Linked DNA regions of Homo sapiens: region 1 is linked to region 2. Evidence: chromatin loops called from intact Hi-C (ENCODE). Cell type or tissue: HCT116. All regions are shown on one strand. Links, peaks and the distances in the headings refer to the core of each region. The heading gives the core; the rest is flanking DNA. Region 1 holds the start of LOC124904191 (a long non-coding RNA gene). Region 2 overlaps OMA1 (OMA1 zinc metallopeptidase).

What was found. Peaks named below come from ENCODE experiments on the same cell type or tissue, not always from the same donor. Only the 100,000 strongest peaks of a DNase experiment are listed, where the experiment ranks them.
Region 1: it touches region 2 in a loop (2.9-fold over the local background); 4 of 110 quality-filtered maps call a loop at or near these places.

The regions. Positions count from the first base shown.
Region 1 is chr1:58,732,468-58,748,113 of GRCh38, reverse strand. All of the region lies in intron 5 of LOC112268263 (a long non-coding RNA gene), which reads right to left. It overlaps LOC124904191 (a long non-coding RNA gene), which reads left to right and starts at 2,731. Exons shown (of 3, transcript XR_007066130.1): 1 at 2,731-2,814; 2 at 3,932-4,046; 3 at 4,148-4,236. In HCT116, for the core only: a CTCF peak has its summit at 8,065 (motif pointing left); a DNase peak (open chromatin) is centred at 8,083.
Region 2 is chr1:58,507,611-58,523,256 of GRCh38, reverse strand. All of the region lies in intron 7 of OMA1 (OMA1 zinc metallopeptidase), which reads left to right. It also overlaps a transcript of DAB1 not described here. Among named protein-coding and RNA genes, the nearest start is that of OMA1, 31 kb to the left of the region's middle. In HCT116, for the core only: a CTCF peak has its summit at 7,271 (motif pointing left); a DNase peak (open chromatin) is centred at 7,236.

The DNA.
Region 1 (15,646 bases), core at 3,722-11,721, 220 kb before region 2:
CACCTCCCCCAGCAAAAGCCTCTAGCCCCTGGGCTCCCCAGGCGGCTCCCCTTCCAAGCTCCCACTGGGCCCGACCCTGTTTAGCTTCCTGGACTGGGCCCAGGCGCCCTCAGGCTGCTATGGTGCCAGGGGCTAGTTTATTTGTGTAGAGACGGGGCTCACTCTATTTCCCAGGCTGTTCTCCGACTCTTGGCCTCAAGTGATCCTCCTGCCTCAGCCTCCCATAGTGTTTGGATTATATGGGTGAGCCACTTTGCCCAACCCACTCTTGGCCTCAAGTGATCCTCCTCCCTCAGCCTCCCATAGTGTTTGGATTATACGGGTGAGCCACTTTGCCCAACCCAAGAAAGATATTTTCAACTTCTTTCAGAAAATTGCCAATTCTACCAAAATAACACTTCAGTATCCTGGCATGGGGACAAAATAAAAAAGGGAGCTCACTTGTTAACAACCAGAGTTCCTAAGACTTACAGGTTTGGGATATCAACTCTTTCTCCATCCAGGTATTCATTCATTTATTCTACAAATATTTTAAAGGCTTACTAGTGATCTGTTCATTAATTGACTATTACTGAGTGTCTACTGTATTCCAGGGCTGGGCTTTGGGAATAAATGGTGAAAAAGACCCAATTCCTGCCCTCATGGTGCACACAGTCTAATGAATAGATAGATCTGTTAGTAGTTTTTTATGATTCTTTTTCTTTTTATAATTTTCTTGTAAACACAGTGTCTTGCTATGTTGCCCAGGCTGGTCTCTGATTCCTGGCCTCAAGTAATCCTCCTACCTCAGACTGCTAGGATTACAGGTGTGAGCTACTGTGCCTGGCCATGATTCTTGTGATAAGATCTATGTCCTGGAAATAAAGGTAGTGTATTTTAATAGCTTTTTCATTCTCTTGGCAAATGGGATAGAAAAACTATTTTGCCCTCACTTTTAGGTTAAAGAGTTACAAACCAAGGTCAATGAAAGATCAATCAGAAATGAAGATGATGTAGCTTTGAAATGTTAACAGAAGACTATATGATTCTGGTTGCAAAATATTGGTGGATCAGACAGGGTCCTGATAGGAAACCTATGGAACACCCATATTAGGATAATTCTAAGAAAGTTTATTACAAAGGGAGTGTTTACAAGGATGTGGGTGGGATGCAGGTGACTCATAAGGGCTGTGCAGGAACCCAGGGCTAGCAGCAGTGGTGCTAACATTCAAAAGAATTACAGAGGGAATTGGCTATGGGAACCTAGAAGGGAAGAGTAGTGTCGAGAAGATCAGCATAAGAGGAAGAGTGACTGACAGTTGACGGTCACAGCCAGACCAGCATGACCATACAAAGAAGATGTCAGGGGAATCAAACCCTGCCTTCACTCACCTGCCTCCCAAATTTTTTCCATCTTGGAGGTCAGGGAAGGCTTCCTACAGGAGATGGCACCTGAGCCGGCTCTTGACAGATGAATGGGAGTTCGTTAGGTGATGAAGAAAGTGAAAAAAAGTTCCAGGCAGAAAAAAAAAAAAATAGGCCAAAGTAAGAAGGTGAGAGGTTCAGAGGCAGACTGAAAATAAATCCTAAAGGACTTATATGTCATGCTTAAAAGTTTGGTCTTTGTACCCAGGGCACTGGGGAGCCATTGCATAGGTGACTGCCATGATCATATTTGCATCTCTTATAGAAGACCCCTTTCTCTGTTGCATAGAGGATGAATTACAGAGAGGTGGATAGTGGACAAGAAGAGACAGGCTGATGCAACAAGCAGCAGATAAAGGGTGAGAGCCTGGGCCAGGATCATTCTGGTGGACATGGAGAGAAGGGGGAGGTTTCGAGGTACACTTAGGAAGTAGCAATCATAGCTGAATGAATGGAAAAAGAGTCCACTGGGGAGGGAGGCATCTAGGCTGATTCTCAGGATTCTGGCTAGAGTGTCAGTGGATGACAGTATTTTCCAGGACTAAAAACAAAACAAGAGCAATAGGTTTGGAGAAGGAAAAGAGATGTCTTTGGTCTAAGGCATATTGAGTTTCATATGCCTGCAGAAACTCTAGGTGGAGTTGTCTAGTGTTACTTGGTTACGACTCTCAAGTTCAGCAGAGGGAGAAAGAGCCAGGCTAAGAGAGAGATGTGGGACACATGAACGCAGTGGTGATAAGGCCGTGGGGATGCGCAAGAGGAGCCAGGAAAAGCCCAGGGAGAGAGAAGGGAGAGGGCATACCTGCTTTGTCACTGCCACACCCTCATCTGTAGGATGAAATGGGAGTGCCTCCTTCACCCGGTGGTTGTGATCATGTAAAGAGGAGATGTGTGTTAAAGAGCCTTGTGTATGACAGATACTAACAAGTATTTGCATAAGCAGAGAAAAGATATAAAAGCCAAGGAATTAGATTTTATACTGTGTTCAAAGAACAAAACAGCAGCTGCTTTATATTTAATGAACAACACAGTATCATATCTGTGCTACTATGTTTTTTCTAACAGATTTGTCTTTCCTTGCTCCTTGGACTGTAAGGGGATAAGAGCTATAACCCACAGTTGTTTGTATTTTGCGTACATTTAAGTACTCATAGCATATATTAGGTATCTACTAAATATATAAACATGGTTGATTGATTGTCTAATAGCAAAAAAATTTTTTTTTTTAGAAAGACTCCAAGCTGGATATATAGTTCCAATTACTCCAGCACTTCTCTATAAATGACAAACCACTTGCTCTCTCCGGGTCCTGTTGCTCCCCCACTGGAGAACTGTGATTAATGTCCCTTCCCTGTTTGAGAGTGGTGGTCCAAAGATTAATGAAGTCAGAATCCCTTGGAGATAACATGAGTAAGAAATGGGCTGTATTGTTGTCCTGTTGTAATGAATTTGAAAATTATCCTATATTGTCCAAATGGCAACTGACTCATCAAAAGTGGGTGTTTGGAAGTGATAAATGGAAAGTCTGAGGATTTTCTCATTAATTAACTTGGCTGTGAAAATAAGCACTGGCCCACATTCCCAGTGAAATAAAAACAGACCAAAAGGTAACCAAAAAGCCAGGCTAGTATGGAGTGGCGTAAATTCTGCCCTGGGCATAGACTCAGACTTTTGGCAGTCAAGTAATAATTTTATATAGGTAATATATCACTTTCTATTATATGTTTTCCAAATTTTCTATAATGAGCACATGCTCTTTTATAATAAAAGTTAATTTTTAAAAATATTATTAACATAAAAAATATTCATCATACATTTATAACATAAGATAATATAATAGAGATTAAGTAAATTCTGTATTTATTTTTTCCTATGTTTTTGAGTCTGCTTTATCAAAATTCCATCATGTTATTTGCCCTTTATTCTATTACCAAATAAATCAAAGGTCTTTAGCTGTAAGCAACAGAAATTACATCTGATGAATATATACCAGAAAGGAAACATGCTGGGAATATATGGGGGAATTCAAAAGTTCAAAAGGAAAGCTGGGAGCCAAGCTTAGGAAGCCGGGAGGAGGACAGAAGTGGTTCTAGGGGTTCCACAGGAACTATGAGCAGGCTAATCCGGTTGCCCTTTTGACAACCCATGAGTTCAAACCATCCACCCTAATTCCTGTCCAACTAGGGAAGGAAGATCTGGCCAGCCCAGTGAGGACCATATTTCTGCCTATGGCTAGGGGACAGTAGGGCACCTTGCTAACTGTTTCATCCAGACTGTATCCAAATGACTTTGGTTGTTCACCCAAGGGAGTTTTAATCTTAATCCCAAAAGAAATGAAATGGATGTTGGACAAACAAAAACAGATGCCCACCACATTAGGTAATAGTTTCCCCCCTGTGACTTCTTAAAAGTATAATTTACATATAAACAATAATGTTTCAAACTGACCACTTGGTCTATTGGGGAACTGCTCTGATTGTTAGGAAACCCTTCTGCAATTGTTGATTCCATTTCTATCCCTCCATAGCAAAAGAAGGGTCAGGATGGTGGTGGAGTAAAAGAAGGGTCAGGATGGTGGTGGAGTTGGAAACAGTATTGTTTGAGGACCAGTTGAGAAAGCTGCATGATGGAGCAGCTTGAAGGTGAGAAGGAGACTCAAGGTGAAGTGAGCTCTCATCACCATGCTTCCAAAGGGCAGCCAGCCATGTAGCAAAGGAATGAGCGTTGTTCTTTCTTTCCCTAGAGGCTACAATTAGGACCAATGGGTGGAACTTCAAGGGAGGCAAATGCAAATGTAATCTCAAGGAATGGTAGAACTTTTCAACAGAGTTGCCCCACTCTGGAGAGTTGGAAGTCCCCATCTCAAAAGGTAGGCAAAGAGGAATTTCAGCATGGATGGGGTTGGGTTATACTTGTATGATCTCTAAGGGTTCTTTGGATCTTGAGATTCTATTATCCTATGAGCCTTTATTCTTTGCAAGCCTAAAGTATGTCAGGCTGAAGAGGGTTCCTTGCTTTTCTCAGCCTCTGGGTCACACCCATGCCTCAGACTCAGCTTCTCTTTTTCATTTCATTTGCTTGAAAACTTGTGTTTGTGGAAGAATTCTCCATGGACTACTTACTGCAGGAGAATACTGGGATTTCCTCAACTGAATATAGCAAGCAGGAGAGGAGAGAAAAAGCATGAACAGTGGATTAGTAGTAAGAATTCTTGACCAGCCTGGCCAACATGGTGAAACCCTATCTCTATTAAAAATACAAAAAATTAACTGGGCGTGGTGGCGTGCACCTGTAATTCCAGCTACTTGGGAGGCTGAGGCAGGAGAATTGCTTGAAGCTGGGAGGCAGAGGTTGCAGTGAACCGAGATCGCACCACTGCACTCCAGCCTGGGTGACAGAGTGAGACTCCATCTCAAAAAAAAAAAAAAAAGAATTCTTGAGTTTAAATCCCAGCTCTGCCACTTACACACTGTGAGATCTTAGGCAAGTCCACTTGGGTCTTGTAATTCTTATTCCATTCATATGTAAAAAGTACAATAACAATAATAATAAAACTAATAACCTGCCTTACAGGTTGATAAACATATGTAACACCTGGTTTTCATTGGGTCCTAATTATTTACTAGATTATTTACATGCATTATTTACAAGCATTATTTCATTTAATTCTTCTAACAACCACATAATGCATATATTCTATCATTTCTATCTCACAGATGAGAAAACTGAGGTTTAGAGAGATGAAAGCATTTGCCTAAGTGTCAGAGCTAAAAGAAAAATCAACAGAGTCGGCCGGGCACGGTGGCTTAGCCCTGTAATCTCAGCACTTTGGTAGGCCAAGGCGGGTGTATCACCTGAGGTCAGGAATTCAAGACCAGCCTGGCCAACATGGTGAAACCCCATCTCTACTAAAAATACAAAAATTAGCTGGGCGTGGCAGCAGGCACCTGTAATCCCAGCTACTCAGGAGGCTGAGGCAGGAGAATCGCTTGAACCCCAGAGGAGGAGGTTGCAGTGACCCTAGATCGCGCCTTTGCATTCCAGCGTGGGAGACAGAGGGAGTCTCCATCTCAAAAAAAAAAAAAAAAAAAAATCAATAGAGTCTAACTGATTACTTTCTAATGCCAGACCACAGTTGTCAGAATTACATGAGCTGGCACATATTATACCGAACTTAACAGAGGGTCTGGCACATAATAGGGACTCAGTAAATTCTAGTTCTCTTCTACTCATCGTGCTTGCCACTTCAATTTTCTATTGAATAAAAACTCCAGTTAACCAACATTCATCTTTACATGTTGTGCCCCGGTGTCGCCTTCATCCTCAGGCTGGTCACAAGATGGCGGCAGCAGTTCCACATGTCAAATCAAAACACCACACAATGGTCTTCTTCCTCTTTTTCAAGAGCAAGAAAACTTTTCCTAGAGGCCTCCTTTCACATCTTATATAACGGAGTTCGGTCCACAGTCTCGTTCCTAAACCAATCACTGACAAAAGAGGATTGACTGAATAACTGTTGGGCCAATCAGATTCACCCCTGGAGGTGGTCAGCTTCCAAAATCTGCCTTCTGCTTAGATGGAAAAAGGAGCTAACAGATGCCGGTTAGGCTACCAACTGTCTCCCCTACACCCCTATTTTCCTGAAAAAGAAATAGAAGGTCAGAGGAATTTCATTAATATGTCCAGACTCAAAGGGCAGGAGTGGGGTTGCAGCAAAGGAAGCGTGTGGCCAACGTGGCTCCTAGGAAAGCAAACGGCTTTAGGCTGTGTCATGGTAGGAAGAGGATTTATGACAGTGGTTCCCAGCTGTGCTGCACTAATGACCAGACACCACCCCTGGGGATTCTGATTTACTTGTTCTAGGAGGAGCCTGGGCACCAAGGATTTTAAACGCTGCCCAGGATATTTTAATGTGCAGCCGAGATATGCAGCACAGGCTTAGGTGGAGAGCTGTTGGAATGTGGAGGCCTCAGGGCCAAAGGCACAGAGTCTCCACAGGATAACAAGAAGCCTGTCTCCTTTTTCTCCCCAATAATTGCTGCCATTTATTTAGGATCCTCATGTTTCAGGCATAGCTGTACCCCCAAACATTCTACATCTAGTAGGCAGTCAATAAGCAAATGAATCACAAATGCTTTTCTTATCGAATAGAAAATTTTTACACAAGCTCCACAAAGTAATAATGCTTCCACTTTACAGATGAGGAAACCAAGGCCCAGAATTTTTTTTTTTTTTTTTTGAGGCAGAGTCTCGCTCAGTCGCCCAGGCTGGAGTGCAGTGGCTCGATCTCCGCTCACTGCAAGCTCCGCCTCCTGTGTTCACGCCATTCTCCTGCCTCAGCCTCCCGAGTAGCTGGGACTACAGGCCCCCGCCACCACGCCCAGCTAATTTTTTTTTGTATTTTTTTAGTAGAGACGGGGTTTCATTTCACCGTGTTAGCCAGGATGGTCTCGATTTCCTGACCTCGTGATCCACCCTCCTCAGCCTCCCAAAGTGCTGGGATTACAGGCGTGAGCCACCACGCCCGGCTGGCCCAGAAATTTTAAGAAAGTAAGTCTCTCTGACTGTGCTCTCCAAGTTCTGTCCATCAGCCCAAGAAATCAGGATCTGAGAAGCAAAACTAGCCCTAGGAAAGCAGGAGTAGCCAAGAAAAAGGCCCTAGAAGAACTAGTAGAGGGCCCCCTCTCCCCTTCTTTCTGTTCCCCGACCCCACCCCCCACTCCCAACCACCACCACCACCAAAGCCTCTCCTTGCATTTTACACTGTCTGGGACCTCTTTGTGGCCCTCCCACCTGCCTGGGAACACTGGCCTCTTAGGGTAAAGGAGGAAAGGACTGAAGCTTTCTGACAGAGGCACAGGCAGGAGTCAGGATCAATTCTTAATTTTGAGAAACCCCAGAGGTGGGAAAGGACCGTGACCCCGTAGGTTGGGAGGCCTGGGAATGAGACCTGGTCTCAGCGCCTCACTTGTGGTGTGACCTTGAGCAAGGCCCTTCCTATTTCTGGCCTCCAGTGTCTTCATCTGTAACATGAAGAAGTTGGACCAGAATCTACAGGTCATAAACTCAAGTGCTTTTAGGTCCAGGTAATTGATGTATACTAATGGGGCAGCCTGGATGAGAAGTCACTGTTGGGGAACTAGTGTGCATATGTCCTGTCCACAAGGGTGTAAATTTATTGAATCCCAGCCAGTTGTCACCATAGAGGCATGTTGGCTCAGCATTGTGAAAGCTTCAGATTTATTTTTTTTTTAATATGCTAAGAAATCTATATGTTGTGTGCACCCTCCTGGTTAATGTTAGTCTGATAACAATAATAATAAACTTCTGCAAGGCAAACAAAATATGAATGTGGGCTGAATTTCACCTGCAGGCAGTTTCTTTGTGATCTGCAGGCTAAGTGATCTGTAAGGCCCTAACTCTCATATTCTGTGATTTCTAAATAAGGAGATACCTGACCGTATATGGCAGAGGGCAAAAATCAGCATTTCTGCACTAACTGAAAATTCTTTTCATGAAGTAAACCCAAACGGCATTGTCCTCATTAATAATTCTTAATACTTGGGTCTGAATTTATTTATGAGGCTCTGCAAAAATTACCTCAAAATCTGAGGATCACAGTTTAGAAAACTAAGGCACCCTCTTTATAGAGAAATAGTGCCCTCTGCTGGAAGAGTGTTACAGGAAACACCTTTGGCGTTGAGTTAATTTAATACTTGGAAAGAGTGGATTTGTTTGTTTCCACTTGAAATAGATTTAATGAAGAATAATAAATAAAATAGAAAAGCATATTTATGAATGGTTTGATGCATGTTAGGCAGAAATTGGGCTTTCATGTATCCATTTGGGAGTAATTACTCTTAATCTATTAAAAAAATGTCCAAGATTAGAGAAAGGAAGAAAACATTTGTTACATTAACTGACAGCAATCTGGAATGGCAGACACAGACACAGAGAGGAAATTGAAATCTATGTCTCCAGACTTTGCTCTGGAAAATCGGAGCCTTTATAATAATGTATTGCAAGTTTATAGGCTTTATCAGTTACTTTCACTGCAACCTTTTAATAAATCTTCCCAGTGACTATCCAAGACAGATATTATTATTATCTCCATTTGACAGATAAAATAAATGAAGCCCAGAGAGTTTGAGTGACGAGCTGGAGATTCCTGCACAATGAAATGCCAGAAATAAGCTTAGGTAATTTCTCTATTTGTAAAAAATGGATAAAAACAGTACTCTACTTGCAACAAGCGTTAACTGAGAACATATTTGTGAGACATTTAGCACAGTGTTTAGCCCAGAGTGAACCTGGGACTCCATAGTAGCTACTGCTACCAGCCCAATGCCCATATCCAGGTCTTTTGACTCCTTACCCTTGCCTTTGCCACAACATTGGGCAGAGTCTTGAATGGTCAAAAAGGAACACCATGCTGCTGGGATTGATAGCAGTGGCCCCAACCCCTAAAAATATAGTCCAGATTTTTTAACCATTAGTGGCTTTGATAATGGCTCTTAAGATCTTGAGTTGCCTCATTAAAATAGGTTGTTCTAAATAAGGGAAGTTATGGTTCCTGTGAATCGTGCACCCCACACCACACCAGGACTATTGTGTAAGTTCCTGAAATCCACATTTAACACGGACATGCTGGGGAATATCTAAAACAAGTGCTGACAGGTCCAGGAGCCACATCAGAACTGTTGAAGGAACTGGGGATATTTGGCCAGGAGAGGAGAAGACTCAGGAGTGAATTTATTCTCTCACTCTTTCACTTGTTCATTCATCCTACAACATGTCCTAAGTGCTTACTCTGTACGTGGCACCATATTGAGTGCTGAGGATACAGCAAAACAGACCTAAGGGCTGGTCTCATGAAACCTAATCTAGTGAGGTCAGAATAGTAGGGGTTGTCACGTGCAAAGTTAGCTTTGTTCTGGGTGAGTCCATATAGCCGGACCGGGGCCATCTGAAAAGTAGATTTGGGCAGAACTTTTAAACTGGCTGGAGGGATCTGGCTCAACTGTGAGGACTACTTATTGCTGAGAGCATGCAAGATGAGTCTAGGAACCTGTGGAAGCTTTAGAAGGAATTCAAGGTGGGGTGGAGTGGGTGGGATTTGGCCGTCTTAGTTTCCTCGCAGCCTAGACACTGTGGATGCATCGGCTTTGCCCACTCCGCTCTGGGAAGCCCTCTGAAGCTGCGACTTGTGCTTTCACTCTGAGACGGGAATCACAAGGACCTAATGCCCCTTGGTCTTTGGCTTCCTTTCTTAAGCCTTTGTCTTCTTGGTGGTTTGGTGATACTGTGGCCTTTTCTCTTCTGGTCACAGCTAAACAGTGTCCCATAACCACAGAACATAAAGGAATTGGCAGCAAAAATCTTTAGGACAGGACATGGATTTTTCAAAAATACATAAAAAATAAATTCATCTTCATTATCAATAAACTAGGTGCAAAAATTAATCAATAGGAATGAGAGGGGAAAATCACCTAAAGATAACAACTGCCCACAATATTTCCTTCCATTTTTTTCCTTCTGTTTAGGATTTTATTTTTTTTATTTATTCATTTTATTTATTTATTTTTGAGACAGAGTCTCGTCGCTCTGCCACCCAGGCTGGAGTGCAGTGCTGCAATCTTAGCTCACTGCAACCTCCACCTCCCAGATTCAAGCAATTCTCCTGCCTCAGCCTCCCGAGTAGCTGGGATTACAGGCACGCCCCCACGCCCGACTCATTTTTGTGTTTTTAGTAGAGACAGGGTTTCACCATGTTGGCCAGGCTGGTCTCAAACTCCTGATCTCGTGATCCTCCTGCTTCGGCCACCCAAAGTGCTGGGATTACAGGCATGAGCCACTGTGCTCAGCCTATTTTATTTTTTAAGTGCATATGATCACACCAAATCCTACTATTTCACTTAGGATTATTCACACAAAATATTTCTGTAAAGTGACAAGTTCTTCATTACAATCTTATATAATTAGGTTGGTGCAAAAGCAATTGTGATCTTTGCCATTATTTTTAATATTTATTCATTTAATAGTCATTTATTTAATATGCATTTATGTAAAGTATTTGCTAATACTTTTAATAAATTATGTAATTATGTTATTATATAATATTGTTTTGAGTTAATACACCATAGTTTACTTGTCCATTCTCCTATCATTGGCCATTTCCAATTTTTGATATTATAAACCATGCCCAGATCTAAGACATTCTATGACTATCTGAAATGTGAAGAAATATTTGTGTACAAAGAAGTTTGTTGTGGTTTTTCATTTCCTATTGTCTCTCCTCTTCCCCACCCCTCGCACATAACAAACATATATACACCCCTAACTACTTGCTCTTTGCTGAACAAGCCAAAGTCTCCAGACATGGCCCATGCTGTTCCCTTTTCTAGAATACCCACGACCCACTACCCTTCATAACACACTTACTCATTCTTTAAGATCAAGCTCAAATGTCATCTGCTTTGCAAAGCCTCCTTCACAGCTCCCTAAGGTCCCTTTTCTCCGTTCCACCACGCTTCTGTCTTAACACTCTGTTGACTGAGTAAATGAGATGTTTGATCAGCTACTTAGAAAGTTAATTAATTGTCACACTGCTGGCCAATTTCTATAAGGGAAGTGGCCTAGCATCAAGCCAGAGAAGTCTCTCACATTTGTATGCATGTGTGTGTGCAAAAGCATTCTTCCTTCCTATCTATTCTGGATTAACTGGGTGTGTTCTTATGAGATGCTGACACTGCAGTGTGGTGAAAGGATCCTTGGTCTTTTCCCGGTTTGAATCCTTCCTCCCACTTTCTTCCAACACACCCTGAAGAAAAACCATGTATCAGACACAAAGTTGGGCTCTGGAAGTGCAAAAGCAAACAAGATGTGGTCTCTGCTCTTAAGAAACCTAGAGTTTAGTGGAGAAAACAAATGCATAGATGTAAAAATGCATAGAATCTGCATAGGTACTATTATAGAAATCCATATGGGCTATGGTTTTGGGAAAATAAAGAAGGAAATGGCTCTGTGGGGAGGGAGAAGATTGGCATTGGGTGAAGAGCGAGAAGAACTAACGTCGATTTGAAGATCAATAGATGTTCCCTGAGTGGACCAAAAAAGAAAGTGCATATGCAACCAGATAGAGCACAAAGAGATCTGCTTCTAGATCTGACCTAGGTTCCCACTACTGATGGATGATATGAGGCTTAAATTAAACAAGATAACATGTGTGAAGTGCTTTGTGCCATGACTGGGCCTCAGCATGAGCCTAGCATAGGGCAACTGTGCCAGATTGTCTCTTGCAACTCAGTACCATTTTTGCCCTTAGAAACCTAATAACTAAGTCTTGCAAAATCCCTATTCCCAGAATATGTTAGTTTGCTAGGGCTGCCATAACAGAGTGCCACAAACTGGGTGGCTTAAACAATAGAAACTTATTGTCTCACAGTCCTGTAGGCTGAAAATCCAAGATCAAGGTGTTGAAAGCGGTGGTTTCTGAAGTCTCTCCTTGACTTGTGGATGGTCATCTCATCTCCATGTCTTCATGTGGTCTTCTCTCTGTGCCTATCTGTGTCCTAAACTCCTCTTTTTATAAGGACATCAGTCATATTAGAGTAGGGCCCACCCACATAACCTCATTTTACCTTAACCCCTTTTTAAAAAGATTAAGGTAAATCTGCAAATACAATCACATTCTAAGGTACTGGGGGGTATGAACTTCAACATGTGAACTTGAGGGGACACCATTCAGCCCATATCACAAAGTTTCAGGGCTTAGAGCCATACATGCAATATTTGAAAGGCAAAAGAGACTCAAAAGCCAGTATTTTGGTTTTCAGCTGGTGGCAGATGTGAAGTTTTTCTGGAGCTGTACCTTCCAGCCACGCTCTTGAACATAACCCATTTAGCTGCTGCAGACAGCCCAAAGCATTAGCAGCAGCTTCCTGCCATGGCTGCGCTTCCTGACGTCCTGAACACTGGCAGTTGGCTCGCCTAACCTTTGTTCTGCCGGTTCTTCTAATGGTTTTGTAAGCTTCTAATTTCCTGTATAAAATTTATTCCTGTTTGAGATACCTACAGTGGTTTTCATTTTTTACTAAACCTTGGAGACTATAGTAGTTATTATTACTATTTTCTTTTTTTGAGATGGAGTTTCGCTCTTGTTGCCCAGGCTGGAGTGCAATAGTGCGATCTCAGCTCACTGCAACTTCCACCTCCTGGGTTCAAGCAATTCTCCTGCCTCAGCCTCCCAAGTAGCTAGGATTACTGGCATGTGCCACCATGCACGGCTAATTTTGTATTTTTAGTAGAGATGGGGTTTTTCCATGTTGGTCAGGCTGGTCTCGAACTCCTGACCTCAGGTGATCCACCCAACTCGGCCTCCCAAAGTGCTGGGATTACAGGCGTGAGCCACCGTGCCCGGCAGTAGTTACTATTTTAAGTGGTGATATGGTTTGGATCTCTGTTCCTGCCCAAATCTCGTGCTGAATAGCAATCCTCAGTGTTGGAGGTGGTTGGATCATGGGGGTGAAATTCTCATGAATGGTTTAGCACCATCCTCCCTTGGTACTGTGTAGTGAGCCAGTGAGTTATCATGGGATCTGGTTGTGTAATGGTGTGTAGCACCTCTCCCCTCTCTCTCTTGCTCCTTCTCTGACCATGTAAGACATCCCTGCTTCCCTTTCACCTTCGACCATGATTAAAAGTTTCCTGAGGCCTCCCTGGAAACTGAGCAGATGCCAGCATCATGCTTCCTTTACAGCCTGTGAAACCATGAGCCAATTAAACCCTCTTTTCCTTATAAATTACCCAGTCTCAGGTATTTCTTTATAGCAATGCAAGAACAAACTAATACAAGTGGTATGGGATGGTTGATGAGTGGAGTCTCCAAGAATCTATTAAAGAGAAGAGGGTGAGTGGCAAGCAGGCCTGAACAGATCTTGGAGAAACTGGGATATGAACTAATGACTTGGCATTTATTCTATGGGCCAAGAAATTATAAACTTTCCCACTGAAACACCTCTTATGGCGGAAAGAGCAAACTTGTGCTGCTAAGGTAATATGTTTGGATCTGTGTTCCCTCTGCAAATCTCATGTTGAGCTGTGATCCCCAATGTTGGAGGTGGAGCCTGGTGGGAGGTGATTGATCATAGGGACAATTTCTCATGAATGTTTTAGTACTGTCCCCTTGGTACTGTCCTCAGGACAGTGAGTGAATTCTCATGAGATCTGGTGGTTTCAAAGTGTGTGGCACCTCCCCCTTCCCTCTCTCTTGCTCCTGCTTTTGCCATGTGAAGTGCCTGCTCCCTCTTTGCCTTCTGCCATGATGAAAATCTCCCTGAGGACTCCCCGGAAGCAGATGCCACCATGCTTCCAGTACAGCCTGCAGAACTGTGAGCCAATTAAACCTCTTTTCTTGTAAATTACCCTGTCTCAGGCATTTCTTTATAGTAATATGAGTATGAACTAATATGCAAGGGTTCTGACACCAACTGCTACAACTAAAAAAAAATTCTTTGAAATATTTCAGCCCATCCAAATTTTTCATCTTGGCTATAATATATTCATTTGTTTTCATGTAAAATGATGTTTTTAGTTACTAGCCATCACGTAAAATTAGCATTTTAAAGTGATATTATGTTTAGCTTATGGCTCTGGGACCTGGTCACATACAACAGTTTGGGGAGCACAACCTGAGACAACATGAAGATATTGAACGGCTTTGAGGAACAAAGTAAAATCCAGAAGTTGCTTTTCTGAATTATCTCTGAGCTGCTGTGTAAAAGCGGGGAGATTTGTTTGAAGGCTACTATAACAATCCAAGCGAAACATGATGAGACACTGAAGGCAGACCCTGGCAGGGAGTATGAGAAGAAAGGAACCAATACAGGGAATGAAGAGAGCTTGGGCAAGTCCCTTCACTCCAGAACTCAGCAGAATAAACAGGTTGAACCATATGACAGACAAGGCCCTCCCCAGCCCAAAGATATTGTCACTTTTCTCTGCTTATCTTTACTTTCCCTTATGCTTGCCTCTTAATCTATTATAAGTATTCATAGTTTATTTCACTCAAAAGCCAGCTAAGGGACTTTAGCTGCTAGTTTTGCCAATGAGACAAAATTGTACAGACTTGTTTGTTTTACCTGTTAATATCCCAAGGAACTGTTGTTCTGCGGGACACTCTTTTTTATTTATTTATTAATTTTTTGAGACGGAGTCTTACTCTGTCGCCCAGTCTGGAGTGCAGTGGCGTGATCTCGGCTCACTGCGAGCTCTGCCTCCCGGGTTCACGACATTCTCCTGCCTCAGCCTCCCGAGTAGCTGGGACTACAGGCGCCCGCCACCACACCTGGCTAATTTTTTGTATTTTTTAGTAGAGACGGGGTTTCACTGTGTTAGCCAGGATGGTCTCAATCTCCTGACCTCATAATCCGCCCACCTCGGCTTCCCAAAGTGCTGGGATTACAGGCGTGAGCCACCGCACCTGGCCTCTCAGACTTGTTTGTTTTAAAGGAGGAGAGGAAGTTCTAGATATAAGCAGAGATTTTTTTTTCTTTTTTTTTTTTTTTTTTGAGACAGTGTCTCACTCTGTCACCCAGGCTGCGGTACAGTGGCACAATCTCGGCTCACTGCAACCTCCGCCTCCCTGGTCCAAGCGATTCTCCTGCCTCCCAAGTAGCTGGAATTACAGGCATGTGCCACTGCACCTGGCTAACTTTTGTATTTTTAGGAGAGACGGGGTTTCACCATGTTGGCCAGACTAGTTTCGAACTCCTGACCTCAAGTGTTCCACCTGCCTTGCCTTCCCAAAGTGCTGGGATTACAGGCACGAGCCACTGAGCCCAGCCTATGCAGTGATATTTTGACATAGGATTTGAGTAATTTCCAATTCCAGTTTTGTAACATGTTACCTGACATGTAAAGGCACTCAATAAATAACTGTTGAATTACCGAAGTAATGAATGACGAGTTACGTATTTCAATGCATTCAAAACTTCTTATGGGAAGTCTTCCCTTACATTATCTGTGCAACTTGACCTCATCTTGGCCCTTCTGCCATAATGCAAGGCCTTGTGCTTATGCTGTTGTCTCTGCTTAAAATGCCCTTTGTCTCGTAACCCATCTGGAAAATGTCTACTCACTTGTCATAACTCAGTTCTCACATATATTGTTAGAGAACAGTGTAACTATGTAAAATGAACATAGGCATTAGAGTTGCAAAGACCTAGGTTCACATCCAGGCTCT
Region 2 (15,646 bases), core at 3,625-11,624:
AATGATGAAAAGATTATGGATATGGCAAAAAAGGTGGGGAGTGAAGGGTTTCAATATACAGATCTTAGAGAAATTCAAGAGCTAATAGAAACACCTTATCAGGGGAATTAACCGTGGATGACTTGATGGAGATGAGTGCTTCCAAAATGGTGCCAGGTAGAAAAGACATAGTAGTGCCAGAAAACAAATTGACATTAGACAATCTAGCAGAAGGATTCTGATTATTCAAGACTACTTTTGACTTATTTTACAACAGAAATTACAAAGTATCTCCATTAAGTTACACTGATTATGCCTGCCTTTCCTGTCTCCCGTTCTACCTCTGCCACCCCTGGAACTGCAAGACCAACTCTCCTCTTCCTTCTCAGTCTACTCAGTGTGAAGATAAGGATGGAGACATTTATGATGATCCACTTCCACTTAATGAATAGTAAATATATTTTCTCTTCCTTATGGTTTTCTTAATAACATTTTCCTTTCTCTAGCTTATTTTATTGTAAGAATACAGTATATAATACATATAACATACAAAACATGTTAATTTACTGTGTTACTGGCAAGGTCAACAGTAGGCTATTAGTAGTTAGGTTTTGGGGGAGTCAAATGTTACATGTGGATTTTTGACTGCACAGAGGGGTCAGTGCCCTTAACCTCCATGTTGTTCAAGGGTCAACTGTACTTTTTAATTTTTGCTTTATTGCAATAGCCAAAAACTTTAGTACAAAGTTGGTGATGGGCAACTTTGTATCTCCCTGATCTTAGGGGCAAGAAAGCATTCAGTATTTCACCATTATGATGTTTGTTGTAAGCTTTTTATAGATACTTTTTTATCAAATGAAAGAGTTTCTCTTCCATTTCTAATATCCTAAGATTTAAAAAAATTATGTATATATATTAAATTTTATCAAATGCATTTTCTGCACTTTTTCTTCAACTTTAAAGTTCCAGGGTACATGTGCAGATGTGCAGGTTTGTTACATTAATAAATATGTGTCACAGTGGTTTGCTGCACAGATCAACTCATCACCTAGGTATTAAGCCCAGCATCCATTAGCTATTCTTCCTGATGTTCTCCTTCCCCCTGCATTTTCTGCCTGTATTGAGATGATTATATGATTTTTCTCCTTTAATCTGTTATTGGGCAAATTACATTAATTTTTTTTAAAGTTAAGTTGCATTTTTGGGGAAATATACCTAATTTTGTCAATTATCCCTTAATATATTGCTAGAATTGGTTTAATGCTTAGTTTAGAATGTTTATCCTATGTTCAAAGGAGATAGTCGCCTAGAATTTTCTTTTCTTGTAATGTCCTGTCAGGTTTTGGAATCAAAGTTATGCTGGCCTCATAAAATTGATCAGGGAAGTGTTCTTCATTTTCTCTTCTCCAGAAGAGTTTTTGTAAGATTAGCTATATTTATTTTTTAAACGTTTGGAGAATTCCTGGGTAAAGCCATATGGGCCTGAAGATTTCTTCATGAGTTTGTCTTTAATTATGGATTCAGTCTCTTTAATAGATATAGAACTATTCAGATTTTTCTATTTCTTGTTTCAGTTTTTGTAGTTTTTCTAGGAATTTTTGTTTAATTTTCAAAATCATTGGCATGAAGTTGTTTTAATATACTCTTATTATATTTTAATGTCTGAAGGATACCTGTTATTTTACATGTATCTTTTAAATGTCCCCTTTGTTAATATTGGTGCTCTTTGTCTTGTCTTTTTTTTGCTAGATTTTATCACTTTCATCAATCTTTTCAAAACCATCTTTTGGGTTTGCTTATTGTCTCTATTATATAATTGTTTTCTGTTATGTCAGTTACCATTTTTTTTCATTATTTTATTCTGCATTCATTTTTTGGGTTTCATATGTGGTTCTTTCCCTAACTTAAGATGAATACTACTATCATTTATTTTAAACTCTTTTTTTTTTCTAGTACATACATTTAAGGCCGTACATTTTCCTCTGAGAGCATCTTTACTTGTCATGTTGCAAGGGTTGATATGTTATTTTTTCTTCAGTTTAAAATGTATTCTTGTTTTCGCTGTGGTTTCTTCTTTGACCCATGGGTTATTTAGAAGTATATTGCTTAGTTTTTGAACATTTGATGATTTTAAAGTTACCTTTTGTTTTCGATTTCTAGCTTAGTTACACTCTGATTGGATAATATACTGAATGACTGGAATCCTTTGAAAAGGGTTGGGTCTTGCTTTGTGGCTCAGGATGTGATCAATTTTGTCAAAATGACGTGCACTTGAAAGTGGATCCTGCCATTGCGGGTGGTGTTCTGTGGATGTCAGTTTTGCCAAGTGTGTCAATTTTGTTGTTTCAGATCTTCTATATTCTTGCTGATTTTTTTTCCTTTTTTTTGTAGTTATCAAGAGAGGTTTGGTAATATTTCATTATGGTTGTAGATTTTTCTTTTTTCCTTTTAGGGCTATTAATTTTTGCCGTGTACATCTTAAAAGTATCTTTAATATACATACTTGTTAGATTGTTAGATTTTCCTAGTGGATTGGTCCTTTTCTTGCAATAAAATCACTGTCTCTAGTAATACTTCTTGCCTAATGTCCACTTTTTCCTTTTAGTATTGTTATTTCAGCTTTCTTTCAGTTAGTGCTTGCATGGTAAATCTTTAATATTCTGATTTTCAAACCTCCTGTGTTCTTGTGTGTGTAGCCCTTGTAAACAGAACATTGCTGTTGTTTTTATCTTTGCCCTTTTTTGGGGAAAAGTTAGTCTATTTGTTTAATTTGCATTTCTTATTTGTAATTATTTATATAATGTGGAACATTTTTATGTGTCTATTGGCACTTCATTTATATTCCTTTGTGAATTATCTTCTCAGATATTTTTCCCATTTTCAAATTGGGCAAGGAAGTTTGTGTTCTTATTCTTGAGTTGTAGGAGTTTTTCACATAAGTGCTAGGTGCAAGTTCTTTGTCAGATATGTGTCTTGCAAGTGTTTTCTTTCATTCTGTGGCTTGCTCTTTTATTTTTTATTTTTTTCAACGTTTAGGTTCCAGGGTACACGTGCAGGTCTGTTACGTGGGTAAATTGCACGTTGCTAAGATTTGGTGTACAAATGATCCTCTCCCCGAGGTAGTGAGCATGGTACCCAAAAGGTGGTTTTTCAACCCTTGCTCCCCTCCTTCCCCCTTCCCTCTGGTAGTTGCCAGTGTCTGTTGTTCCCATCTTTGTGTCCATGTGTAGTCAATGTTTAGCTCCCCCTTATGAGTGAGAACATGCAATAGGCTAATCACTTAACCTCTGACTGTCCATGTATCAGAATGTGTTTTCCACTACCTATCTTGAAGTTCATTAATCTTATTTTTAGCTGTATTTGTTCTACATTAAATTCGTATTTGAGTTTTAAATTTCAGTTACTTTGTCTTTTCATTCCAGAATATCCCTTTGATGCTCTTTTATAAATTTCACTTCTCTGGTGAAATTCTCCATTTTGTCATATGTTTCTTTGTTTATATTTTCTTGAATATGTTAATCATATATTTTTTTAAAAATTCATGTTTCTTAACTCTAATCTCTGTATTATAGCTGGGTCCGTTTCTGTTGTCTGTTTTTGGCTTTGGTCTTGTTTGTTGGCATCGTTGCTTATTTTTGATTGAATGCTGGATGTTTCATATAAACAGTTCTGTTGGCTCTGAATGATATATTTTTTTTTTCCATCAGAGGTATTCTCTGTGCTAAGTGGTCACTTAGAGCATAGCAGATCTCTTCACTCATTCAGAGCCTGAGGTGAGTTTGCATAGGCTGGGATGATGAGCTCTACTGTAAGATTGTAGGACAGCGATCTAGCTCTTTCTTTGGGGAAGCTTCCCATAGAATATATATTGGCCTTTCCTCTGTGGTCATTCACGTGTCTGCAGATGAATCCTGTAAAAACTGGCTGTTGGATGTACCCCATTTACCCTGATGTGATTACTATACATTTCATGCCTCTATCAAAATATCTCATGTAACCCCTAAATATATAACCTACCAAGTGCCCACAAAAATAAAAAACAAGTAAACTGGTTTGTCAGTGTTTGAGGATTGGCAGTGGAAAAGGGAGTAGGGTTTTCCCATTCATTGTGGAGACTTTTAAAAATTCTCTGTTATGACCCTTATACCTCAACCTTTCTTTCTTGGAAGTCAAATACTAAACCTTTCTGGGGTCTCTGCAGTGTGGGGTAATCAATCAATTGCCAAAGAAGCGAGCAATAAGTGTAGAGATAATGCATGAACTCTGGAACCATACTGCCAAGTTTGAGAATCTGCTTTCCCAGAGAGAGTACTAGCTGTGTGATTATGATCAAGTTATTTATCCTTTTTGTGCCTCAACTTTTCTCATCTGTAGGATAGGAACAGTATTGGACCTATCTCATACACTTAATATAATTAAAATTCTTAGAGCTCGTGTCTTTTAATCATTTATCTTAAAAGGACTGTCTGCTATCTCCTCTTCTTTATTTCACAGATACATTATCTCAAACCCAGTATGTTCAATATTAAATTCTTAATTTCTCCCTACATGTGTTTTTCTTCTGGTCTCCCTTTTCCCAATGAATATACTACCCTCTATTCAGTTGCTTTTGGAAAAAAAACCCTGGAGTCCTCCAGGGTTTATAGATAAAGATATTCGTTCTTTATCATTTACTCTTAATTTTTTCACCAAGTCCTGGCAGTTCTATCTATAAAATATATCTCAGTATGTTCCCATCTCCAGTACTAGCATCTTTTACCTAAACTTCTGTAGCAGGCTCATGATAGCTTTCATTGACTCCAGTCCTACTCCCCTCCATTCCATTCTCCACCCTGCCACAAGTAAGAAACAGATCCAGTAAGCTATGATGATATTCTCTTTTCTTTTTTCTTTTCTTTTCTTCCCTTCTCTTCTCTTCCCTTCCCTTCTCTTCTCTTCTCTTCTCTTCTCTTCTCTTCTCTTCTCTTCTCTTCTCTTCTCTTCTCTTCTCTTCTCTTCTCCTCTCCTCTCTCCTCTCCCCTCTCCCCTCTCCCCTCTCCCCTCTCCCCTCTCCCCTCTCCCCTCTCCCCTCTCCCCTCTCCTCTTTTCTTTCTGACAGAATTTCACTTTTGTTGCCCAGGCTGGAGTGCAATGGCGCGATCTCAGCTCACAGCAACCACCACCTCCTGTGTTCAAGCGATTCTCCTGCCTCAGCCTCCTGAGTAGCTGGGATTACAGGCATGTGCCACCATGCCTAGCTAATTTTGTATTTTTAGTTGAGACGGGGTTTCTCCATGTTGGGCAGGCTGGTCTCGAACTCCCAACCTCAGGTGACCCACCCACTTTGGCCTCCTAAAGTGCTGGGATTACAGGTGTGAGCCACTGTGCCCGGCCTGATACTCACTTTCTTAAGATAAGGCTTTAAGAAGACATTGACCAGAATTTTCCTCCAGACTTTTCCCTTTCTCACCTGACCAATCCCCTACTTTGGATTGACATTTAACATTAATACAATCAGAAGACAGTTTGATCTTACAGACCTAGGTGCTAGCTCTTCTCTGATCCATTATGATGATTTTCATTTATTAATTGAATGTAATTAACTTCCAGATTATAGGGATACATAATATCTTCATGACATTAGAATTCAAGAGACAGAAATTTAATAAATAATTTTAACAAAGTTTGAAGTATTATGAATTGGAGATACAGGAAACATTCATTCCATGGGAGAATGTAGCAGAGATGTAACTTGAGGGATCTCTCAAGTTACATCAAATTACATAGGAAAACTTAGTCTTGGGATTAGACTGAGAAAGAAATAGATAAAATGGAGATCTGAAAGATAAATAGTAATTATCCTGATGAAGATGTTGATAGGTGTAGTGTTTGGCATGGTGTGTTCAAAGGCAAGAGAAACAATGGCTTATTCCAGGAATTGAAAATTTGTTGTGGTTAAAATGTCAACAGAATTCAAGAGCACCAATGGCAACAGATAAAACTGAAGGATAGGCAGAAACTTCTTTATTAGCAATTTTAAGGATTTTACACCTTGTCTAGCATAGGGGTCAGGACTTTGGGTTCAGTAGTCCAGATGTGTGTTTGAGCTCTTGTCTCCTCCACATGACTGTAGCAAATCACTTAACCTCTTCAAATCTGTTTTGTAGTCTGACTAGTGAGAATCATGATAGTACTTCCATCAAAGAGTTATTTTGGGTATCCTGGACTTGATTCTTATTTGTGGCTTGTATCCTTTTTTTGGACCTTGATGCATCAGACTCCCTTGACTTCTTGCCATTGTAGCATTCAAATCATGTCAACATAATCCTCCTTTTCCTAATTCTCTCCTTCCTAGGCAACCTTCTGATTACAGCCTGGCTTCCTCTGTAGCATGCCTAAAAGGGAGAGAAAGTCCTGACCCAAGGACATAGATGCATGTGCTCTTGCTGGTTTGGGCAGCTGTAGTTATCTCTGTAAATTAAGAAGTTGGCATTCTGATTTTATGTCAATCTTGTGAGCTTGGTTACTGGGAACTATTTCTGAGAGATGGTTCTATTGGTCATATGCAGTCCCATTGGATTTATGAGGTTTCAACGTGCAAAATTCACAAAAACGATGTTACTCATGAAGCCTCTTTCAAAGTAGGCAGCCCACTTTCCCTAGGGTTCTCTGCTGCTCCTCTGCTACTGGCTATGAGTGATTTTATTGTGCAAATTTATGTTTTTATAGGAGTTCTTTTAATTTTTCATTTGGAAGGCATTTGTCGTTATATAAATTATCAGAATGATTAATATAGAATTAATAATCACTGGTAAGACCAACATGTAAATTAAGCATAGAATAACAAGCTGTTCAGTCTTCAGCTGACAAAAGAGGTCCTGTTAAGTATTTGATCTTTTGGGGTATGAATATTCATTTGTCACTGTAAAGAGCTTTTGACACTTTGCAGTCATTATAGAAATGACTTTTTAAAAATTTCACAAGCAACTAAACTATCAGTTTTAATTTTTTCGTAACAGTTTCTTAAGTTTGGAAAAGAAAACTGATATTCTTTTAGTGGTTCTGAACTGGGCTAGCCTTCTAGGATGACATGGTGTATGATTGTTTTTGATTGTCATAGTTATTGGGGAAGTGGGGGGAATTATTGATGTTTAATGTGAGGGAAAAGGGGATAATAAATATCCTATAGTGGCCTGGAAAGCACTCACTGGGAGTAATCCCCAAAGCCTGTTAAGTGGCCCTTTTGGGAAACGTGGCCTGCTAGTTTCCTCAAGTAACCTGAGATAACTGTGCCAATAGCACCATCTAGTGAGGGCATTAGGTAATAAGCAAAATCTATTTTTCATCACAGAAATGAGAAAATTTCAAATTCTAAACTTTATTTAAAATAGTACCTTGTAGAATCATAGACTTTTAGAGCAGGAAAGAAAATTGGAGCTAATTTAATCTACCTTCTCATTTTACAGATAAGAAAACCAGAGTCTAAAGATGTAAAGTGATTTATCTAATAACCTATACCTAGTTAGTAGGAAGACCCTTAGTTCTTATTTTTCAGGTTAGTATTCTGAGCTTTCATCACAGCAAAGTATCTTTGCGTTTTATTTGGGTTACTGTTTTAGGTTCTTTGCTTAATGATTCTTTTAAGAAAGAAAAGAATCAGTAAGTAAGGAGACCATCTTATTTAATAGGTATGTTGTAAAGTAACTTTCATAATGCATACATTATTTGGAACTTAATTTTATCACCCAGAAAAATGAGACAGGCTTGTGTGTATTCATCTGATTTTTCATTGCTATGATTTCAGCTGTTGAGTCTTATGATAAAACTTTACCTAAGATAGAGGGAAAAAAGTAACATGAAAATTTATTAAAACTTAATTTATTATATTGATTGGTGAAATGACCTGCTGGCAATCAAAAGATGCAGAAAATTGAGCAAAAAATTAAGATTAAATGACCAACATATGTCTTTCATTTTTATGTTGGAGCACATGAAGTATTTTTGATAAGTTTTCTCTTGGTGTGAGGGATTGGCAAATGCTGAGAATGGCTTAGCTGAAATTATCTCAAGATTATGTTGCATTTAGTTGGAAAAGAGCAATTTTAAATTATTTCCTGGAAAAATGTTGTTTAGAGAATAAGTGGGTTACAAAATAAAATGAGCTTTAAGAAGTGATGCCATCAGCAATATTGGAAAATGATGAACCTGTGGAGGTATGTGAGACTGAAATGAACTAGTTTCTGGTAGATGATGACAATGATGATTGTAGTGTATAATAATCAATAACATTTTTAATGTGCTGGGCACTGTCCTGAGTGTATTACATGTATTTATTCTTTTGATCTTCATAACAACCCTGTGAGGTATAGGTAAACCTGAGGGATGGAGGAGTTAAGTAACTTGGCAAAGCTCTCATAGACAGTAAGGTTTCCCTCTCCCAAAGTGGAGGTACATTCATTTCTGAAAGGGAACTTTCCATCTTATATTTGCCTGCTGGAAACAATTTTGGTTTTCTGCAGTATTGCTTCTAAAATAATGATCATTTTTATATCTGTTTTGGTCCCTTTACATCTTATAACAGCCTCAGTGTATTTTTCTAGCTGTAGGAGCCCAGCTCCCCCTGCCACAATCCTTTGTAGTATTGTCTCAGATGATTATTTTACCTATCACATGTCTATGTGGAATACAGGAGAGGATGCTACAATGACTGGGACAAGTGTAGGGTGTTAATGGTTTCCTAAAAAAAGATTCAGATTCATTCAGTGTCAGGATTTACCTTTGGAAGGGGGTGATGGCTAACAGGAGCTTTGTTGGAGTGTCTAGTGAATACAGACAGCAAAATTCAGAGATACTTTTCATCTTTGCATTTCTAATGAAAACGTTGGCTACAGGTAACGGTACAGTTAGGCTTTTACTTGGTCTAGATCTATTTATACATATTTCTCTAGTATTGTTTTGGCATTGGGAAATGGTGAAATTATAAGAACAATTTTTATACTGCTGTATTCTTTATGAATATCATATCCCACTGAATTTATAATTTAATAGTAGCAAATTCTTTCTCAATATGTTCCTTAATGCATATTCATATACATTTATATTCTCTGGATTGTACTAGAACCTTCTTGTAAATTCATGACATCATCACTTAGGACCAAACATAGCATTTTGCAATTACCATAGGCCTCCAGTTGCTCACCAGGGGAAAGGAAGGTAGAAATAGTGTCCACTATGTTCTGAGTCCTGGAATGGCTGCTTTGCAAGAATTATCACATTTTAACTTGACAATTCACTGCTTTAATTTAGTTTTACAGATGCATCTGAGACTCCTAGAGACTAAATTATTGACCCAGGGGCAAAAACTCTGTCACCAGACTACTTGTGTTCAAATTATGGCTCTGTCACTTACTAGCTGTTTGAGCTTTGTCAAGTTATGTAGTCACCATGGATCTTGGTTTCTTCATCTAATCTGTAAAGTGAGGGTCATAACAGTACTTACCACATGAAGTTGTTATGAGGATTAAATGAGTTAATATAATGTGTTAATATTTGTAATACACTTAAAACAATGCCTGGCATGTGGTGTCATATAAGTGACTGTTAATAAATAAAATAATCAGTATTTTGAACCCAGATATTTCTGATTCTAAAACCTGTAGTCTCTCCATTATCTTAGTTTACAGTCTCAAAAAATATTCTAGGACCAAAGTATTTCACTGACACATATTTTCTTATGTTTCTCTGGCCAGCGGTAGCCATTATTAGTTCTGTTTTTAAGAAGGAAAGGTTACCTAGAGTCTAATTCTTTCTTCGTGTACTTACAGTTGCTTAATAAGTTATTTAGTTCAGTTCAATAATTTTATTGAAGCAATGAGTTAGACTGAATTAGTTGCTGTATTAGTCCATTTTCACAGTGCTGTAAAGAAATACCCAAGACTGGGTAATTTATAAAGGAAAGAGGTTTAATTGACTCACAGTTCTCCATGGCTGGGGAGGCCTCAGGAAACTTATAATCATGGTGGAAGGGGAAGCAGGTATGTCTTACATAGCAGAAGAGAGGAAGAGTGTGTAAGAGCAGGGAAAACTGCCTTTTAAAACCATCAGATCCCATGAGAACTCACTCAGTATCACGAGAACAGCATGGGGGAACTGCTGTCATGATCCAGTCACCTCCTACCAAGTCCCTCCCTCGACACATGGGGATTACAGTTTGGATGACAGTTGTTGACGAGATTTGGGTGGGGACACAGCCAAACCATATCAGTTGCTTAATAAGTTCTTAGTTTTCTATAATACTTTTCTTGAAGCAAAAGAATTAGACTTGTGATAAACTGAGTATTTATTTTAAAAATGCCTTTATTTTGGTCTATCGTTACTTTTTTTCTCTTTTTTAGTAAGTACATTTAACATGAGATCTACCCTCTTAAATTTATAATTTTACAACACATACTTAACTATAGGCACATGCTGTATATCAGATCTCTAGATCTTATTCATTTTGCAGAACTGAGACTTTATATCCATTGAATAGCAACTCCTCATTTCCTCCTACTTCCACTCCCTGACAAACACTATTCTATTCTCTACTTCTACAAGCTTGCTACTTTAGATACATACCACATGTAAGTGGAATCGTCTCGTATTTGTCCATTTGTGACTGGCTTATTTCACTTAGCTTAATGTCCTCAAGGTTTATCCGTATTGTTGCATATGACAGGATTTCCTTTTTTAAGGCCAAATAATATTTTGATGTATGTTTATACCACATTTTCTTAATCTGTTCATTCGCTGATGAACATTCAGGTTGTTTCCACATCTTGGCTATTGTGAATAATGCTGCAATGAATGTGGAGTGCAAATCCCTTTGAGATCCTGATTTCAACTCTTGGATAAATATCCAGAAGTAGGATTTCTGAATCATAATGATAGTACTTTTTAAAAATTTTTTGAGTAATCTTCATATTGTTTTTCATAAAGTCCACACCATTTTATGTTCTCACTGACAGTGTACAAGAGTTCCAGTTTCTTCACATCCTTGCCAACACTTAGATGTCTCTTTTTTTCAATGATAGATAACCTAACAGGTGTAAGGTAATATTTCATTGTGATTCCAGTTTGCATTGCCCTGATGATTAGTGATATTGAACATTTTTTCTAATACTTGTTACCTACTTTTGAATGTCTTTTTTGAAGAAATGTCTATTGAGATCCTTTGCCTATTTTTTAAATTGGGTTTTTTGCTATTGAGTTGTAGAAATTCTTTATATATTTTAGAAATTAACTGTTTATCAGTTATTTGGTATACAAATGGTTTTTCCCATTCTGTAGATTGCCTTTCACTCTGTTTCCTTAGCTGTGCAGAGCTTTTTGGTAGTTCCACCTGTCTATTTTTGCCTTTTGTTTCCCGTGCTTTTGGTGTCATATTCACAAAATCATTGCCAAGACCAAAGTCATGAAACTTTTCCCTTATATTTTCTTCTAGGAGTTTTATAGTTTTAGGTCTTACGTTTAAATCTTTAATCCATTTTTAGTTGGTTTTTGTGTGTAGCGTAAGATAAGGGTCCAGTTTCATTCTTTTGCATGTGAATATTCAGTTTTTCTAGCACCATTTGTTGAAGAGACTGCTCTTTCCTCATTGTGGGGTTTGTGTGTGTGTGTGTGTTCGTTTTTGAGACAGGGTCTTGCTCTGTTACCCAGGCTAGAGTGCAGTGATGTGATCACAGCTTACTCTAGCCTCGACTTCCCAGGCTCAGGTGATCCTCCCACCTCAGCCTCTTGGTGCACAGGTGTGTACCATCACACCTGCCTAATTTTTTGTAGAGATGGTTTCACCATGTTGCCCAGGTTGGTCTTGGACTCCTGGTCTCAAGCAATCCATGTGCCTCAGCCTCCCAAACTGCTGGGATCACAGATATGAACCACCATACCTGGCCTCCCATTGTATATTTTTGGTACCCTCATCAAAGATCTGTATTTGTGTGGGCTTAATTTTGGGCTCTCTCTTCTGTTCCATTCATTTAACGGTTATCTTTCTGCTAATACTATACTGTTTTAATTACTGTAGCTTTGTAATATATTTTGAAATCAGGAAGCATGATGCCTCTAGTCTTACTCTTTTTCAAGATTGCTTTGGCGATTTGGGGTTAGTTGTGGTTCCATGTGAATTTTAGGATCGTTTTTTCTGTTTCTATAAGAAAAGTGCCAATGGGATTTTCATAGAGATCTCATTGAATCTGTAGATCACCTTGGGTGGTATGGATATTTTAACGATATTAAGTCTTACAATCCATGAACATGGGATGTCTTTCCATTTATTTGAGTTGTCTTTAATTTCTTTCATCAGTTTTTTTTTAGATACTTTTTAGTGTAGAAGGCTTTCACCTCCTTAGTTTGGTTTAATAAGTATTTTATTCTTTTTAATTTTCCTGTAAGTGGAATTGTTTCTTAATTTCCTGTTTGGATAGTTTGTTGTTAGTGTGTAGAACATAACTGACTTTTGTATGCTGATTTTTGTATACTAACTTTACTGAATTTATTTATTAGTTCTAGCAGGGTTTTTTTTTGTGTGTGTGGAGTCTTTAGTTTTCTACTTATAAGATCATATCATCTGCAAATCATTTTACTTCTTTCTTTCTGATTTAAATGCCTTTTATTTCTTTCTCTTGCCTCATTGCCCTGGCTAGGACTCCCAGTGCTGTATTGAAGAGAAGTGGCAAGATTGGTCATTCTTGCCTTGTTCCTAGACTTAGAGGAAAAAATTTTTGTTTTTCACCATGAAGTGTGATGCTAGTTGTGGGCTTTTCATATATAGCTATAATTATGTCGAGATAATTTTTTTCTATTTCTAGTGTTTGAGAGTTTTTATTATGAAAGGATGTTTAATTTTGTCAAGTGCTTTTTCTGCATCTATTGAGATGATCATGTGTTTTTTTATTCTGTTAATGTGGTATATCACATTAATTGATTTTTGTGTGTTGAACCATTCTTGATTACCAGGAAGAAATCCTCCTTGGTCATGAGGTGTGATCCTTTTAATATGATCTTGAATTTGGCTTGCTAGTATTTTGTTAAGAATTTTTGTATTTATGTTCATCAGGGATATTGGCCCGTAATTTTTTTTTGTAGTGTCTTTGGCATAGGTATCAGGGTAATGGCTGGCCTCATAAAATGAGTTTGGAAGTGTTTTCTCCTCCTCAATTTTTTGGAAGACTTTGAGAGTCATTGACATTAATTCTTTAAATGTTTTTGGTGGCATTCACCAGTGAGGTCATCTGGTTCTGGGCTTTTCTTTGTTGGGAGGTTTTTTATAATTGACTCAATCTCATTAGTTATAGATTTGTTCATATTTCCTATTTCTTTTTCAGTCTTAGTGGGTTGTATATTTCTTGGAGTTTATCCATTTCTTCTAGGTTATCCAGTTTGTGGGCATATAATTGTTCAGAGTAGTCTCTTATGATCCTTTGTATGGTATCAGTTACAATGGTATGCTGTAATGTGTCCTCTTTTGTTTCTGATTTTGTTCACTTAAGTCTTTTTTTTTCTTACTCTAACGACTTGTCAGTTTTGTAAATCTTTCCCCAAAAAGCTCTTAGTTTTAATTTTTTTCTATTTTTTTATTCTCTGTTTTCTTTATTTATGCTCTAATCTTTATTATTTCCCTCCTTCTGTAAACTTTGGGCTTAGTCCTTTTTTTTTTTTCTTTTTTGGTAGATCTTACAGGTATAAAGTTAGTTTATTTGCTTGCTTTCTTCTTTTTTTTTTTAATGTAGGTGTTTATCATTATAAACCATCCTCTTAGAACTGCCTTTGCTGTATCCCATCAGTTTTGTTATATTGTGTTTTCATTTTCATTTGTCTCAAAATCATTTTCTTTTTGGTTTTTTTTTCCTTGACCCATAGGCTGTTCAGGAGTATGTTGTTTAGGAGTGTGCTTCAGAATTTCTGTTTAGTACTTTTTTACATTTTCTGTGTCTTTGTTGAAATTCTCACTTTGTTCGTACATTGTTCTGACCTCTTTGAGTGTCTTTATGATGGTTATTTTGAATTCTCTTGTTAGATAAGTAATATATTTCTCTTTCATTAGGGTCAGTTTCTGAAGATTTATCTTCATCCTTTGGTACATATTTCTCTGTTTATTTTTTTCACTCTTATTGTTGATATCTACACATTAGGAAAAAACAGCAACCTCTTAGCCTTTACAGACTGTCTTTGTACAGGAGAAGATCTTCACCAGTCAGCACAGCAGAGATTCCCAGAACCTCTCAAACCTTCATGCTAGTCCAAAGTGCTGTCTTTGTTCTTAGTGGTGCCTAGGTGTCTAGGGTCCTGTCTGGTCCATCTGGTCCATATGCTGGGTCCTATCAGTGCTACAAGACAGATGAGACAGAAGCCAGTCCCTTGGACAGCCCTCAGAAATGTTAGAATGTTGGACACGTGATCTACCTCTTTCCCGAGCCCTGCCCCAGGAGAAGCTGGGCTCTGGAGTTTCTCTCCAACTCATTTCATGCTGAGCTTCAGGGAGTGGTCATGGCAACTGCTTGTGTGCTTGTTCAAACTTCTGTCACATTATCACTGGCCCCTAGATATCTAGGGCGTTTTAGATTCCATCAGTGCTACAAGGCTGGCAAGACAGAAGCCAGTTCCTAGGGCAGCTCTTAGAAAAGTTGGAATGTTAGATACACAAGCCAAGTTTTTCCTTCCCCAAGGAGTGGTGGGGAGCTGCAGGTGTTCTTATGATCATATGGTGCTGTATTGGGGGTACATAATTGCTCTCGCAGATTATGGCAAGAGGGTGTCTCCAGTCTTCTACCAGGTTTGATGTTGTTCATTTCGTACTTGTGCAGGTGCAGAAGCATTGCACCTAGTTTCAGGATTTCTCACAAAGGGAATTCGTATATTATCGTTGAATCAGTGTGTTCATGTGGGGAAGGAGGGTTTAGGGCGTCCTATTCTTCCATCTTGCTGATGTCAACCTGTTACTTATTTTTCCTAAATTGGAAAAATGTAAATAAAATACTCATTTTGGAAACAAAATTATCTGACTTTAGTGGCTCTTTGAACTGGGTTTGAGAAGTACAGACAAACTCAACACTCTTATCTTAACATTAAAGTAGATATCTCAAGTCCCCTTTTAATACTTTTAGCTTGGAATACTTTCTAGTCTGTAGGGATAATTAATTTCTTTTTCTATTTCTGCATATCAAATATTGCTTTAAAGATTCCCTTCAGCTGTGTTACTTAGAGATTGAATAGGGAAATATTTTGTCTTTTGATTAACAGTTTTAGGCTAAAAAAATTAGATAAGTATGCCTTTGGTTTGTGTAGCAGACAAACTTCATGTTAGATAATTCGTGAATTTGTAGTCCATTCAAATGTTTATCTTCCAGTTTTCAGAGGGGTTTTTTGTTTGTGTTAGAATTCTTTCAAGTCATTTTATATTTTTATGAATTATTTGAGAAGAATACTTGTTAATCTCAGCCTGTATTTTTATTGTGAATGTGATTACCTATTATTGAGGGGCATAGTCCTCTGGGTGTTTCTAATTCAGCATCAAATAATTATTTCTTTATAGATACATATGTTACATACATATTTTACACATAAGCACACACACATCTTGCATATATAGATATGTATTTATATGTGTATAAACATGAATAATATTTATGTTTGTTATATACATTTATCT